Regions from separate parts of the Homo sapiens genome. Here region 1 is linked to region 2. Evidence: read pairs that join two places in POLR2A ChIA-PET (ENCODE). Cell type or tissue: PC-9. All regions are shown on one strand. Region 1 overlaps SCD5 (stearoyl-CoA desaturase 5). Region 2 overlaps SCD5 (stearoyl-CoA desaturase 5).

Evidence for each region. ChIA-PET counts read pairs that join two places held together with the same protein. Peaks named below come from ENCODE experiments on the same cell type or tissue, not always from the same donor. Only the 100,000 strongest peaks of a DNase experiment are listed, where the experiment ranks them.
Region 1: POLR2A ChIA-PET joins it to region 2 with 10 read pairs; 2 of 35 experiments call an interaction of 5 or more read pairs at or near these places.

Annotation. Positions count from the first base shown.
Region 1 is chr4:82,773,981-82,781,980 of GRCh38, forward strand. The region is part of intron 1 of SCD5 (stearoyl-CoA desaturase 5); the gene reads right to left. Among named protein-coding and RNA genes, the nearest start is that of SCD5, 21 kb to the right of the region's middle. In PC-9, no CTCF peak of the experiment used is centred here; DNase peaks (open chromatin) are centred at 3,391 and 6,911; H3K27ac peaks cover 2,361 bases.
Region 2 is chr4:82,700,540-82,708,539 of GRCh38, forward strand. It overlaps SCD5 (stearoyl-CoA desaturase 5), which reads right to left. Exons shown (of 5, transcript NM_001037582.3): 2 at 4,744-4,874. Among named protein-coding and RNA genes, the nearest start is that of MIR575, 49 kb to the right of the region's middle. In PC-9, no CTCF peak of the experiment used is centred here; no DNase peak of the experiment used is centred here.

The DNA of each region.
Region 1 (8,000 bases), 73 kb after region 2:
CGGGAGGCTGAGGCAGAAGAATTGCTTGAACCCAGGCAGCAGAGGTTGCAGTGATCCAAGATCATGCCACTGCACTCCAGCCTGGGCAATAAAATGAGACTCCATCTCAAAAAAAAAAAAAAAAGCACATAGAAATACATCCTATGGAAATGCATCTAGAAATTTATTCTGAGGAAATTATTAAGGATGTGCATGAGGATGAAGCTACAAGGATGTAGCCTGATAACATCAACACTGCAACAACAACGAAAAACAACCTAAATTTTCAACAATAGGGGGTTAAGTACATCTAAACGTTGGAATACGATACTGCCATTAAAAAAAAATCCATGATCCACATCTATGGACATGAAAAGATGTCTACGACGCATTAACGCATGAAAAAACAGCTAACAAAACAAGGTTATAGTATAATTGCAGACAGTGAGACAAATTGTGCATAGAGAAAAAAGGCTGAAAGGCTATAGCCCAAAATGTTAATAATAGTATCTCTAAAATGGGGAGATACAAGTAACTTTTTTGCTTTTGCTTTTGCTTCCTTGTGTTTTCTAGGCTGTCAACAATGAACAAGTACTTCTTAATTTATAAAATGTAAGATAAAATTCCTCGAAAAGAAAGAGTAGCCCCAGGTTTTGAGCACAGAAACCCACAAACCACTTCTCCCTGGGAGAAAAGTGACCTTCCCTCTTCCCCCACCCTTTGCTCCTCCCAGCATGTAAGAGGAATTTACTGCCTGAAGAAAACTGTTACATAGACCCAGTCTCTTGGTTCTGTTTCTCTCCCACCCTGCCCGCTTCTCTTCCACCCACTCTGTCTTCCCAGGATTCCAATTAAAGTGACTAATAAGAGCTTTGAGACTGATGGAGGAATTTGGAATTTGACCATCAGCAAAGCTTTAGAGGCACCAACAGGGGAGAAGTCCTTAAACCCATTCCCTGGAACTAATCCTGCCCTGCCTGACTGCCCTCAGCTCACCAAGGACCCACTCTCTGCAGCGGCCAGTCTTTCCTCTGGCATGTTCCAGATTCTCTAGGCCAGGGAGTTCAGACCGTTGGCTCCCTTCCTCTCCCCCACAGCCTGCCACTTCACTGCTAATTAGCACCTCCAGCTCAGCCAGCACAGGGTGGACAGAAGCAAAGCCATTGCTTCTGCCTCTTGCTAGAGAACAGCTGCTGGGAAAGAGGTGGCAAGCATTGGTCAGGATGAGTTTGTGGATATCCCCCAGATTCACTGGACCACAGTTGCTTCCCTCTCCTGTTCACTCCTTATTTCACTCACGCCCTGGTTGGGAGCTGCTTGTAGGCATGGATTCTGAGCAGGGCTGGAGCTATGGAAGCTCAGTTCAATGGCTTGTTCAATGGCTCTTGGGTATGGCCTAGGAAAGCATCGGCATAGGTGTAGGTGAGGTGTATGCATGTTGAGGGCAGATAAAGGAAAGTGGGGGAGTAAGAACATCTGGGGCTCAAGTCCTCACTTCCAAGATGACAGAGAAAGAAGAAACGACGGTCATGCCCAAAAGGGCCATGCCACGTGCAACCTATTTGCTGCAAGAACTGCACCTGATGCATGTTCAAGGACCAGGCTATTAAGAAGTTTGTGGCCAGGTGTGGTGGCTCATGTCTATAATTCCAGCAGTTTGGGAGGCTGAGATACAAGGATCACTTGAGGCCAGGAGTTTAAGACCAGCCTGGGCAACACAGTGAGACCGTCTAGAAAAAATTTAAAAATTAGCCAGGCATGGTAGCACATGCCTGTAGTCCCAGCTACTCAGGAGACTGAGGCTGGTGGATCACTTGAGCCTGGGAGGTTGAGGCTGCGGTGAGCTGTGATCATGCCACTGCACTCCAGCCTGGGTGACAGAGACCCTGTCAAAAAGAAAAAAAAAAAAGTTCATCATTTGAAACATAGAGGCTGCAGCTTTCAGAGACATTTCTGAAGCAAGCATCTTCGACGCCTATGTGCTTTCTAAGTGTGAAGCTACATCACTGTGTGAATTGTGCCATCCACAGCAAGGTAGTCAGGACTTCATCTCATGAAGGCCGAAAGGACAAAGAATCAAATACCTTCATCCCGATTTACATCTGCACGTGCTGCCCCACAACCTCCACCAAAGCCCATGTAAGAAGCTGAGTCCTTAAGGACTGAAGAAAAACTATTCTCTGGAGAAAACAAAAATGGAAATTATACGTAATATAGCATGTGGAGCGTATCTGTGCCAGATACGGTGGGGAGTTTGTGTGTCTGTTAGACCAAGTGCTCTGGTGTAAAGTGCCACATAGTGTTTTCATGGGGAAGAGAGCTTATCCATGAATATTAAACCTTAACTCTTTTGCAATCATATCCTTGGCCTCCCCAGTTTGCATGTGAAAAAAAGATCATTTCGGCATCTGTGAATGTTGTGTCAATTTGACCTGACCGAGTTTAAGTTAGCATCCTAAAAATAGGTGAAGACTGTCTAGGAGAGCAGGGAAAAACTGAACATGGTTGAGTGAGGAGCACATTAGGAACTGACTTAGAGGTGTTCATATCCCTGCTGGAGGCTTTCCTAGGAAAGGCATGACCTGGACAGCTTCAAAGCATCCGAGGATTCACATGCAGATCCTCAACCTCCTGCTTGGAATTGACCTGTGGTGAGCCAGCCTCTTCCAACGAGCATCTGTCTCTGGTGCATTTCTCTATGGAGCAGAAATGTCCAAGACACCAGAGGCATTTCTAGAAACCTGTGGGAGTCTCACAAGAGGAAGAAGAAGTTCCATAAAGTATGGAGAAAGGCTATGCCTTATTTTGTCTATGTAACAATGGTATGGTTTATGTGTTCTAGAATTCAGAAATAAGAAAGTTAACTAGAGATACATATTTATGTTAATCTGAGAAATCCATTTGGTAGTAGATTGTTGGGACTGACTTTGCTGCATAGGTTATATGTGTTTCTGAAGCTAAACCTGTAGCTTAGAGATTTTAATAACATGCATTCTGCTGAAAAACAAAAACAAAACAAAACTCATCTGGGAAGCTGTGCTGAACTACATGCTGCGCCCATGCTCTTCTGCAGACTTCTGACCACTAGTTCTGGGCAGAAAACTGGATGGATGAGGAGCCGGAGAGCTCTCCTTTTAGCTCCTACATGCCAGACAGTGGCCCTCTCTCTGAGCACCTTAATTAATTAGCCCCATGACATCACATTGGGGTCAGCAACATGATCTCCATTGTACAGATGAAGAACTGAGATGGCGAGAATCTAAGTTACTTGTCTGAGGTCACACAGCCAGAAAGTCTCTGAGAAAGTGTCAAGTTTCCCCTCCTCGGCCTACTCTCCCTTCCCAACCCTGGAATGTGTTTTCTCGCCAAGAATTGAGCAAAGTATCTTTCAAACAGCATCAGATATCCAGTGCAATCAAGACAAGTTTTGTGATAAGAAAGTGAGTCCTCAGGGCTAAGGCCTATGGTTTAGTCAATTCCCTGGGAAACAGGTGCTGAAAACATTCATGACATCAGAGAGTGCTGAGGATACACACAGGGTATACTATTTCTGGTCAAAGACAGCTTAATAGGTGTGTGATGGTTGGTGACACAGGGCCCCATCCTTAGGAGGGCCTCATGCGTGGTTAAATGCACTGCTATCACCATCTTGAAATTCTTAATAATCATTGAACAGGTGCTATATTTTCATTTTGTACTGGGCCCTATAAATTATGTAGCTGGTCCTGCTTCTGGGAAAGTATCTTGGTCGCCTCCCTGCATTCCCCATTCCCAACCATGGGGCTTCCTGTGGGGCCAGGATTCTATATAGTCTTAGTAAGTGATGTTTTCTCGGCCAGTGTTTAAAACCAAAACAAAACAGAAGCCCCAAATTCATGCAACTAAGCAATAAAGTCTCTTCACCGAGCAACACTCCCCCTTTGAAAGCTGACGCTGCCCCCTTGAGACATTTCCCCCCTCAAAACCCTAGCCCCCTATTTACAAATAGCAAAGTCATGGAACCAACCCAAATGCCCATCAATAATAGACTGGATAAAGAAAATGTGGTATATATGTACCATGGAATATTATGCAGCCATAAAAAGGAATGAGATCATGTCCTTTACAGGGACATGGATGAAGCTGGAAGTTATTACCCTCAGCAGACTAACACAGGAACAGAAAACCAAACACCACACGTTCTCACTCATAAGTGGGAGTTGAACAATGAAAACACATGAACACAGGGAAGGGAACAACACACACCAGGGCCTGTTGGGGGATTGGGGGTGAGGGGAGGGAACTTAGAGGACAAGTCAATAGGTCAACAGCCTCCAGAACCCACCCTGCCTCCAGTCACATTTTGCTAAGATGTCACCCCAGGGACCTGGCCCAAGGAGGGTGCTCGTACACTGACACCTATTGCTACTGTAATGAACTGTCACAAAGTTAGTAACTTACAGCAACAAACATGTATTATTTACAGTTCTACAGATTAGAAGCCTGAGCCAGGTGTGGCTGGGCTGCAATTCTTTGGAAGGATTTGTCCTTTGGAAGGTCCCTACAAGGGCCGCATGCTCTAGGGGCTATTCCTGGCCAGTGGGCCTCAACCTGTGAGCTGGCCAGACCATCCCCAGGGAGGGGAGGACAAGGTCAGCAAACTTGCCACTCTGATGACCCTTTGATGTCCCCTTCACAAGAACAAGCTCTCCTCAAAGAAAGCCTTTAAATAACTGGGCGTTTCTGTCCAGGTAGTACCTATGATAACTGAAGGAACCAATGCAGGTTAGTTTTCCTCAGTGTCTGGGTATGGTAAGCAGAATAACAGCTCCCAGAGATGTCCACATACTGGTATCTGTGAATGTATTACATTACAGAGCAGAAGGTAATTAAGCTCACAGGTGGAATTAAGTTTGCCAACTAGCTAATCTTTTTTTTTTTTTTTGAGATGGAGTTTCGCTCTTGTTGCCCAGGCTAGAGTGCAGCCGTACAATCTCAGCTCATGGCAATCTCTGCCTCCCAGGTTCAAGCGATTCTCCTGCCTCAGCTCCCAAGTAGCTGGGATTACAGGCATGCGCCACCACGCCTGGCTAATTTTGTATTTTTAGTAGAGACGGGGTTTCTCCATGTTGGTCAGGCTGGTCTCGAACTCCCGACCTCAGGTGATCCACCCGCCTCGGCCTCCCAAAGCGCTGGGATTACAGGCGTGAGTCACTGCGATCAGCTGCCAACTAGCTAATCTTAAACTAGCAAAAGTATCCTCAACTATGTGGGTGTGCTTAATGTAATAATGAGAGTCCTTACAAGTGGAAGAGAAGCAGAGGAGGAGGCCAGCGTGATGTCATGTGAGAAGGACTCAGTGTGCTCTTGCTGGCTTTGAAGATGGAGGAAGGGCCCATCAGCCAAGGACAGCATGCAGCCTCTACCAGGTGAAAAAGGCAAGGAAACAGATTACCCACGAGGGCCTCCTGAATGTCGACACTTTGATTTTAGTCCAGTGAAACCTAGGTCAGGTTTCTAATCTGCAGGAAATAGTAAATTTGTGTTGCTGAAAGTTGTCAGGGCTCAGCCACCAGGCATGCATCAGTGGGCAATGCTGTCCCAGAGCTGCCCACACATGGAGTGCCCAAATCACTCCTCTGTAGGAAGTCAGAACCTTCAGGACTGTGTTGCCTAAGGATGCTAGGCAGGGCTCAGGAACCAGAACAACCTCATGCAAACCCTGACGGCCCCTTAACAGCTCTGTGACCTTGGGCAAATCACTCCTCCCTGTCTCTTTGTTTCCTCAAAAGCAAAATGTGGATGACACCAGGACGAGGCTGTCATTCCTTACCCAAAACCTTGGGGTCAGATGTGCTTCAAGGTTCACAATTTTTCAGATTTTTGTATAGTGCATTTGCACTACAATAATGCCCACAGTGAGTCCATCATCAAACACAATATGACTATTCAGACTAAATAGGTCAGTTTTGCCACCAAATGGATTCACTGGGTCAAGTTTTCTCTCTAAATTAGTTATAAAATAACTTTTGTTCTCAAAGTTATTGTTGCTGTTCCTAACTACAGCAAGGATACTGTGGCCCTATAATTACTTCATAGAGTTACTATGTGGATTAAAAGAGTTATAATACAGGAAGCACTTAGGCCCATGCCTGATGCACAGAAAGCACATAAATGTTTAGGAACATCTGTAGCCAGTTTTCTTGCACAGTTCTACATTCCATGCCTAGCATGTGCTGTTACAGCTGTTGGGAATGCATTTTCCCTGGTGTTTCTGCCTGGAGAACTCCCATTCACCTATTCAAAGGTAACTTGGTGTCACCCCCACCATGCAGGTGTCCTTGACCACTCTCCTCTAGTCACACCTGCACCCCAGGCCTACTTCTCTGCTGGCATTCCTCACACTGCATTATAACTGGCCTAGGTCCATCTCCCCTTCTAGATCTCGTGAGTAGGAATGATAGCTTGCTTACCTGTGTATTCTTAGCACTTAGCACACACTAGGCCCATGTCCACAAATGTGTGGAAAATGGAATTTAATCAGACACCTAAATCTCTCAGCCTGCCAGTCTCCAAGCAGGTGCAGAAAAGCACATCCCAAAAAGGGCTCCCTCACTGCTCTCAAATCTGAACAGAGACTAAAAACACCAATTTGCACATTCAGCATTATCACAACAGTGCCTGGAGAACTTCTTTTGCTCCTTAAAATACTTCATCTGTCTCATAAGCCCAATTAATATCCACCAGAAATGGCCCTGGCCAAAGGGAGACTTGGGAGATTAATTAGCACTTCAGCTATTCAGCAAAAATTTATCTGAGTCCAAAATCTCTCCCTTCAACCTTCAGACTGAAGAAACACCTGGCCACCCCAGGAGGCCCCAGGGGGCCAGCCTGGACGGCTGCTTCTCCGGGGCCTGCTGCTTCCACAGCGTCAGGGGAGGTCCGGGCACAGGGCCAAGGGGCGGCTTTGCTTTCACAGTGCTTTGTATTTCCTCTTCCCTATGAAGACACCAACAGTTAGAGGTGGGCCCTGGCTAGGTCTAGAAGGCCCCCACCAGCCTCCTCACACTCACATAATTGAAAGGGAGAGAAACGCAGCAGGGCCCCCCAGAGGAGGGCTGGAGAAGCCTCAAAATAAACAAGCACCAGCTAGGGCTTGAGAATCATTCACACTAAAAGAAAAAAGGACTTGAGGGCCGGGCGTGGTGGCTCATGCCTGTAATCCTAGCACTTTGGGAGGCCGAGGCAGGCAGATTGCCTGAGCTCAGGAGTTCGAGACCAGCCTGGGCAACATGGTGAAACCCTATCTCTACTAAAATACAAAATAATTAGTCAGGCGTGGCGGCGTGCTCCTGTAGTCCCAGCTACTAGGGAGGCTGAGGCAGGAGAATAGCTTGAACCCGGGAGGCAGAGGTTGCAGTGAGCTGGGATCACGCCACTGCACTCTAGCCTGGCTGACAGAGTGAGACTCTGTCTCAAAAAAAAAAAGAAAGAAAGAAAAAAGGACTTGGAAAGTACATCTCCTTTCCAAGAGAAGGGAGGGGAAAGATTCAACAGCAGAAGGAATGGAAATATCCACTTGGGTTATGCTGTGGTTTGAATGTGTCTCCCTAAGTTCATGTGTTGGAAACTTGATTCCCAGTGCCACAGTGTTGGGAAGCAGGCCTAATGGGAGGTGTTTGGGTTACTGGGCCACTACCCTTATGAAGGAATTAATGCCATTACTGTAGGAGTGGACTAACTATAAAAGGATGAGGTGGGCTCCCTCTTGCTCTCTCTCACCCTCTCATTGCCCTTGCATAATAGGATGATGCAACAAGAAGGCCCTCACCAAATACCAGCCCCTCAGTCTTGGACTTCCCACCTTCCAGTATTATGGAAAATGAATTTCTGTTCATTTGAAGTTACCCAGTATTCTGACATAGCAGCACAAAACAGACTAAGACAGATTACTGTCCTAGATGAGGGTGGTCATCAGACCTCATCACCCTGTGGGTGAGCAAAATCACCTATGTCATGTGGCCACTGTTGACAGGATGCAG
Region 2 (8,000 bases):
TAAAATATTTAAGTGTTGAAAGAGAAAAATCCACCCACCTAGAATTCTGTACTCAGCAAAATTACTCTTCGAAAATGAAGTAGAAATAAGGACTTTCTCAAGCTGGGTGTGGTGCTATGTGCCTATAGTCCTAGCTACTAGGGAGGCTGAGGTGGGAGGGGCGCTTAAGCCCAGGAGTTCAAGGCTGCAGTGAGCCATGATTGCTCCACTGCACTCCAGCCTGGGTGACGGAGTGAGACCCTGTCTCTAAAAAAAAAAAAAAAAAAAAAAAAAAAAAAAAAAAAAAGACATTCTCAGACAAACCAAAATTGAGGGAATTTGTCACCAGTATACTTGCCTTGCAAAAAATGGTAAAAAGAGTTCTTCAGAGAGAAGAAAAATTATATCAGAAACCTGGATCTACATAAGTGAAGGTAAAATAGAAACTTTTATTATTCTTATTCTTAATCTAACACATAACAATTTGTTCAAAATAAGAATAGTAACAATTTGTTTAGTGATTATAGCTTATGGATACGTAAAATGAATGACAACAATGTCGTAAAAGACAGGAGGGAGAAATTGGGAATACACTGTTAGAAGGTCCTTGTGCTACTGCAGGTACTATTATGAAGTGGTACAGTGTTATTTGAAAGTGGGTTTCGATTAGTTGTAAATGTATATTGCAAATTCTAGGGCAATCCATAAAAATTTTTAAAAAGAAGTATAATTCATATGTTAAGAGAGGACAGAAAATAGACTTATACAAAATGGTCCATTAAAACCACATAAAAATAGAAAAAGAGTAGAATACACAAATAAAAAGTAAGAAAAAGAGCAGCAAATGGAAAACAGAAACTTGGTAGATATTGATCCAACTATATCAATAATTGGTAACTTGGTAGATATTAGTCCAACTATATCAATAATTACTTTAAGTGTGAATGGTCTAAATATACCAATTAAAAGACAGACTGTCAGAGAGGATTAAAAAAAAAAAAGACTAAACTCTATGTTGTTTAGAAATCATGCTGTAGGACAGCACATAAGAATATCCAGTGGGTGGCCTGAATCAGGACAATGGGGTTTCAGTCTGTCTATCCACTAATTAGCTGTGTGAACTTCGAGAAGTCACTGGTATTCTCTGTTTACTCCTCTGTAGAATATGAGAATTTAAGCTAAATCCCTTTAGTTCTCTTCCAGCTCTCAATCCAATGCCTCATTACCATGACTTGATAAGGAAATATGAGCCACGAGGGAGTGGGCTGAAGCATCTAGTAGGTGCTTTTGGTTGGACTGGGTCTGTGAGAGACCCAGATGTAGCCAGCAGAAGCAGATGCATGAGCGTGACAGCACAAATCTGAATCCTGGCTCTTCCTTGTGAAAACTTAACTCTTGGAGAACAGGCATCTCTCACCTGGGTCCATCTTTGACTTGGAGCAAATTATAAGGAAGTTGCAAGCAGTCTTTAGGTTGACTTCACCCTACTGGCAAGGAAGGAGGATAGACCATAGAGGAACTCAGGAGATCTTTGCTGAATACAAGCGTTCAGGTTCAGAGGGGACAGAGGATTTTATAGCTCCTTATCAGGCATTCCTGCCCCATCATCATCTTTTTTTTTTTTTTTTTTTTTTTTTTTTTTGTGAGATGGAGTCTCACTCTGTCGCCCAGGCTGGAGTGCAGTGGTGTGATCTCATCTCACTGCAACCTCTGCCTCCCGAATTCAAGTGATTCTCCTGTCTCAGCCTCTCAAATAGCTGGGACTATAGGCATGCACCACCATGCCCAGCTAATTTTCGTATTTTTAGTAGAGACGGGGTTTTGCCATGTTGGCCAGGCTGCTCTCGAACTCCTGATCTCAGGTGATCCACTCGCCTCGGCCTCCCAAAGTGCTGGGATTACAGGTATGAGCCACCACGCCCAGCCCATCATCATTTTTTTAGACTAAAAGTATCTCCACCTTTCCTACTATTGCCTCTCAGCCCCATACATACATCTTCTATAGAAGAAAAAGAAAAGGAGTTTAAAATGTTTAAGTCTCAACGTTAAGAATACTGTTCTTAATGCTCAAGGTCTTGTTTGTAGCATCTAGCAAAAACCCTGCTGATCCCAAACAGAGACAGCTATGGCATGACTTGTCCATTTTGGCCAATGGCATGACCATTCCGGTGAAGGAGAGAAGAGAGAGAATCTTTGAAACTATCTTTAAAAACCCATGGATTATCAAAGGGAAACTAAATCAATGACTGCATTAAGTCAGGGTTGTAAGTCACCATCCTACACTGGCAGATCATAGCATTTTTTCATTTCCCCAGGTTGTTCTCCTCATAGGGTTAAGTGGTTTAAATAAATTGTTCTAGACACTGACTAGTTCTAGTTCTGTTCTAGTTCTCTCCCACTGACACAGTTCTGCATGTTATGGAAACTGGCCCTAATCTGATCTTAGAGAGGTACCTTCCACCTAGGTCTAAGTGACATTGTTATAAAACCCCAGGTCCATGAAACACTGAAATTTCCACTGGGAAACTTTGGGGATTCTAATATCCTACTAGACAGAAAAGCTCCATGAAGGCGAAGCTTGTGACTCTTTGCTCATTGTTATTCTCACTGTGCCTTCTCAGTGTCTGCCACATAGTAGGTGCTCAATAAGTATTCGTTGAATGAATTTTAAAAATCCACTACAAATGTGGGCCTTGAAAAAGTATGCATAGTTCAAATTTGATGGTTTCTAAAACTACATTTTAAAGCTGTTCATTTATTTTTTTATTTACCTAACAATCATTAATTGTTTTCTATATGACAGACATTAGCATACAGAAACCAATTAAACAATATATCAATTCTCATAAAAGAGAAGGGGAGAACAATATTCACCGATTGCTACTATAAGCTTGGTACTTTTTATTCATTATTTTATCTTCCTAGCAACTCTGTGAGGCAAATATTATTATCCTCCCCTTGCAGATAAAGGAACTGATACTTGCAGAAAGGCTCACATCTAGCAAATGGCAGAGCAAAGAATTTATTCTAGGACCTGGGTACTTCCATCTACAGTGTACTTTCTCCCTAAAATAAATTTAAAATCACAGTCTAATATTCTGTTATGTGGTGTTTTGTTAAGAAAACTTAGGTTTTCAAATTTTGAGTTATAAACAAGTAGTTTCATGAGAAAAAAAATCAGAGTTTTAGGCTTCAGCTACAAGTTATTTATCTTTGAAAAAAAGTCCAATAATAGAAATGTTTTATAACTACATGAGTGTGTCATTGGAGGCTATAAAGAAAGGATTGCTTGAACACAAGAAATGAAAATTATCAAGTTAGGTCCTCAACGTCATCTAAGACCTAAGTCAATTATTATTTTGAAAGCACAACACTGAAATAAGATGGCTGAAGTCAAAATAAAGTGCAGCATAGTTCACACTGCCAGTGGTGAACAAATGAACATGGAACCAGGAAGCTGCCAACTGCTCCCTTATGCTTAATAGCTTATTTCCTAGGACCTCAGTACTAATACCTGATGTGCTTGAATGACAAGCAGTATATATACACACCACCAATTGTGTTTCCTAATTGACCTATTGTGTTATATCCTATTTACCTTATGAAAAGTCAAACTGTGTAAGAGATGCCTAAAATAAGGAAATGAATTCTGAGCTACAAGAGCACTTAGTGAAATATTCCGCATCAGGTTGTCTCGTAGGAGTGGAAGGCCCATGGCAGAGGTGGCCACATGAGCTGTGTGTCTGAGGGCCACAGGGAAGCTCCTGGGTCACCCGTCTCCCTGGACTCTAGAGCACTTTTCGCAATCACCATTCCTTCCCAATGAGTGAAAATGCACGGGGCCCAGAATCATCTACACTCATAATGTGGGCAGAAGTTTTGAAAACAAGTTGTTCTCACTCAGATTAGGAATTGGGAAAACAGAGATCCATGACCAAACCAAAAGTACCCAAGGAAAGTACCCAAGGAGGTGGGGAATGGTCTAGGACTGGGATAGTCTTAAAGAATATGGCCCAATCCTAGTGCAGTGATGACCGTCTCTTACATTTTTATAGCTCCCTGCAGTTTTCATTGATTTTATAACAACCCTGAGAATGAAGTTTTGTTCTTATTTTTACAGATTAAGAAACTGAAGTTGAGGAAGTGATTCACAGCCAGCACCCATCAGAGTAAAATCCCTGCGTCTTCAAACTTCAGATGGAATAGTCTTTCCACCATGACCTCGCAGGGCAACCTCGGGACTAGGTGTTGTAAGAGCAATGACTTGGAGTCAGGCTGGCCTGCATTTGCCTAGCCCTGAATGTACTGCTTTTTAGGCATATGATTTGGGCAGGTTCTTTAACCTCACTGAACCTCATTCTCCTCATCTGTAAAATGGGACACATGTAACATCTAGCTCACAGGGCTACTATGCGGATCAAATACTATATGCATACCAGTGTGCTTATCACAGAACTTGGCCCCTGGTTAGGGCTGGACAAATGTTGAGGCTTTCAGGGTATGTTCACAGCATGGGCTCTGGATAGAGGAGTCTCCTTTCCCCTCAGTAGTTCAGCATGCCTTAGGGCACAAAACCCCCCCAGGGGACATTTTACTGTATCTAAAAGCTACAAAGAGATAAAAACTTGGGACAGACTGGGCGTGCTTGGGGCCTGAACACTGAGTCTAGGACAGGGGTGGAGGGGTGTCAGCCCATCTTTCCCCTCCTCCCATACTGCCATCTGCACTGGGTCTCCCAACACAGAGAGGACCCTCCATCCTCACCTGGAAAGCCATGGAGTTGGCGACAGCCAGAAATATCCTCAGAGGCAGCTTGGCCCGGTAGGACCTGTGGCTCCACAAGCGATGGGCACCAGCTGTCACACCCAGAGCGGCCAGGAGGAAGCAGAAGTAGGCTGCAAGACACAAGCAGGGACAACGTCAACAATGGTCCCTGAGCTTTCAAACACCCCCCATGCTTTTTCTCTCCTGAACAGGGACACACGTGAAATGGTGTCAGGGGGGAAAGCTGCAACATGAAGAATCAATAACTTGAGAGGAGGCAGCCTTTTTATTGATTTGTAGCATCCCAGTACCATGCATAAGCAGAGAACTTTCTTCAGCAAACTTTGACCTTTGAATATCCTTCCCTACAGCAAATCTTTTATTTGCTAATGTTTCTTGCCAGTCTTGATGCAAAGTCACAACCATGTCAATGTACATTTGCAATTCAATTTCACACATACACTCTCGGCAGGGCAGAGATTGAGCTCTACCTCACCTCTTAATTGGCACACATGACAGGGTGAGTGTTATGTGAAGAGCATATTTCTAAGTGGCAGTGCCCATTATTGGTATCAATAAACATATTTAAAGAGAGCACAATATTACATCTTCCAGAAGTGTTTGACTGATCTTGATCTCAATCTATATTTATTTGGTTCTAAAAACAAGATTTACCCTTAACTCTAAGAATAAACGGTCCCTGAATACATGTGGTTTTCATGAACATGACAAATCATTCCTTACTTGAAAGGTTAAAAGCAAAACACAAACAACAATCTGCCCACAAATCACAGAAAGCTGCAGTAAATAAAAAGCTCTGGCCTCCTTTGTTATTGTAATTTAACCTTGGTCATGAGTCCATGAAATGGACAGTCATTTTCCTTGTCATCCCTGGCCTTCTTATCTCTATTAACATTTTTTTTTTCAACTAGCAAGTAGTCAGGGAACAAGTAAAATCTAGAATGGAAAAATTCAATGTGATTCTATTCTGCCAGTAGGCTGGACCTTGGGTGCAATAAAATTAATTCCAAGACTCCATGAAAAACATTGGCTAAAAAAGGATCACTCTAATCCACATTTCCCAGTCAGACCTTTACCACAGACATTGTCTTGTCCTTTTGGGAATCTCCAATAATTTAGGGATCACTTGCATGGTTGTCTGTCTATCCCTATGGCACCAACAGTGGTTCACAGCAGCGCCTGTACTGTGCAGTAGTGGCTGTCGGTTTCCCATGGTCCTTCTAACAACTGGAATTTGGCCATGTGACCTGGCCCTGGCCTAGTATACTGCCCTGTCTTCCCAGACATGAGAATAAACACCTGAGCCAATCCTTTTCCCTCTTCTGGCTCAAAGCCTAAGCTGGGGTTTACCAAAGATTACATATTACCAAGCTGAGAAAACCTGATTACAATAGCAAATCTTGAGGCCAAGAAAGTGAGACATGAAGACAATGAAGATGCCCACAAGAGCTAAACCTGCCTTGAGCCACTGGTTGCTGACCTAGGAGCTCTGTCATTCTTCTTTTGATCCTGGGAGCCTGCACAGTGTGTCCTAGTTACCAGAGCCAACAGACTTCATTTTCTTGCTTAATCTAGCTTGCACTGGATTTCTGACGCTTAAATTCTGCTGAAGCTCTTGGGAGGAAACCAACCCTCTGGTCATGACCCAAATGAGGAAAAACCACAAAAAGCCTGGGCTGAATGTAAGGATTCATGGGCTGTCCCATTAACAGGATTCAGTTTTCCTATTTTGACAGTGCTAATTCTCTGTTCTTAATTTCTCTTCTATGATCCTTGTGGAGACTCATATTCAAACAAGTGTTCAGTTGGATGCTTACTAGCTGCATCTGAGGTAATGAAATATTCAGACAAAGAACTTGTGACTTTGAGGAGATAAAAGGAGTAATGGGTAATGCCAAATACTTTACCAAGTAGCTCATACCTCACAGAGAAAGGTGCTAAATCAATAGAAACCAGAATCACAAAATGACAGAATTATAAGCAACAAACAAGTATGGCAGTCTGGATGCAAACAAGAGTCATTGATTCTGGTTAGCTCAAGCCAAAAACAAAAACAAAAGCAGGAATTAAAAAATATATGGAGCAGCCTAGAGAACTCACGGACGGTCCTGCAGGACAGGCTACTATGCCACCTCCAAGATGGTCCATGTGCTCCCCACCTTCTGGCATGCATGGCCTTGTGTAGTCTCTTCCCTATTAGTAACTTGCTTCTAACCAAGAGAATATAGCAATATTGAGGGAATATCAGTTCCATGATTAGTTTACAAAAGATTGTGACTTCTGTTTTGCTAGCAGATTCTCTCTTGAGCTGGCTTTGATAAAGCAAGCTGCCATGTTGGGGAGGCCCATGTGGCAAAGAATTGAGGATTCCTCCAGCCAACAGCCAGTAAGGAAATGAGGCCCCCAGTCCAACAGCCCTCAAGGAACCAAATCCTACCAACAACTACATGAGTGAGCTTGGAAGCAGATCCTTCCTCAGTTGAGCCTTCAGGCAAGATTGTAGCCCTGACCAACACACTGCAGCCCCGTGGGAGATCTTGGGGCAGAGGATCCAGCTAAGCTGTACCTGGACTCCTGTCCCACAAAAACTGTAAGAAAATAAATATGTTTTGTTTTACACTACTAAATTGGGGGTAATTTGTTATGCAACAATAGATAACTTGAATACAAAACATAAGCAGGAACCTTTCATTCATGGAAGGAAGGTACATCTTAAATCCTGATTGTAGAATAGTTTATCATCTATAGGGAAAGTAAACAGGCTGGTGTTGCATGGGGTAGGGGGTGGAGGAAAGGGGAAGAAGGCAGTGGCTGCTAATGGGTTCTATGAATAAAAATGTTTTAAAATGTATTTTAGGGCCAGTTGCACAATTCTGCAAATATACTAAAAACAAATGACTTGTATACATTAAATAGGTGAGTTGTACAGTATGAGTTATAGCTCAAAAATCCATTATTTAAAGAAACAATTACTGAATTCCCATTGGATTTTGTTATTATATATATTTTCTTACTGTAAAATAAAATAGACCCGTCCCAAAACAGAACAAAGCAATCAAAAACCAACCATTGGCCTAGGATGCTCCCACAGGCATCACCACCCCTAGATACTTGCCACCACCAGACATGTGTCATAACTTGGACCCTTGAATCTTCCACAGAGGTCAAGAAGAGCCTCTGTTTGACCCTACACCTATGCCTGAAGCTATCAAGACCACCCAGGATTCCAAGGCAGA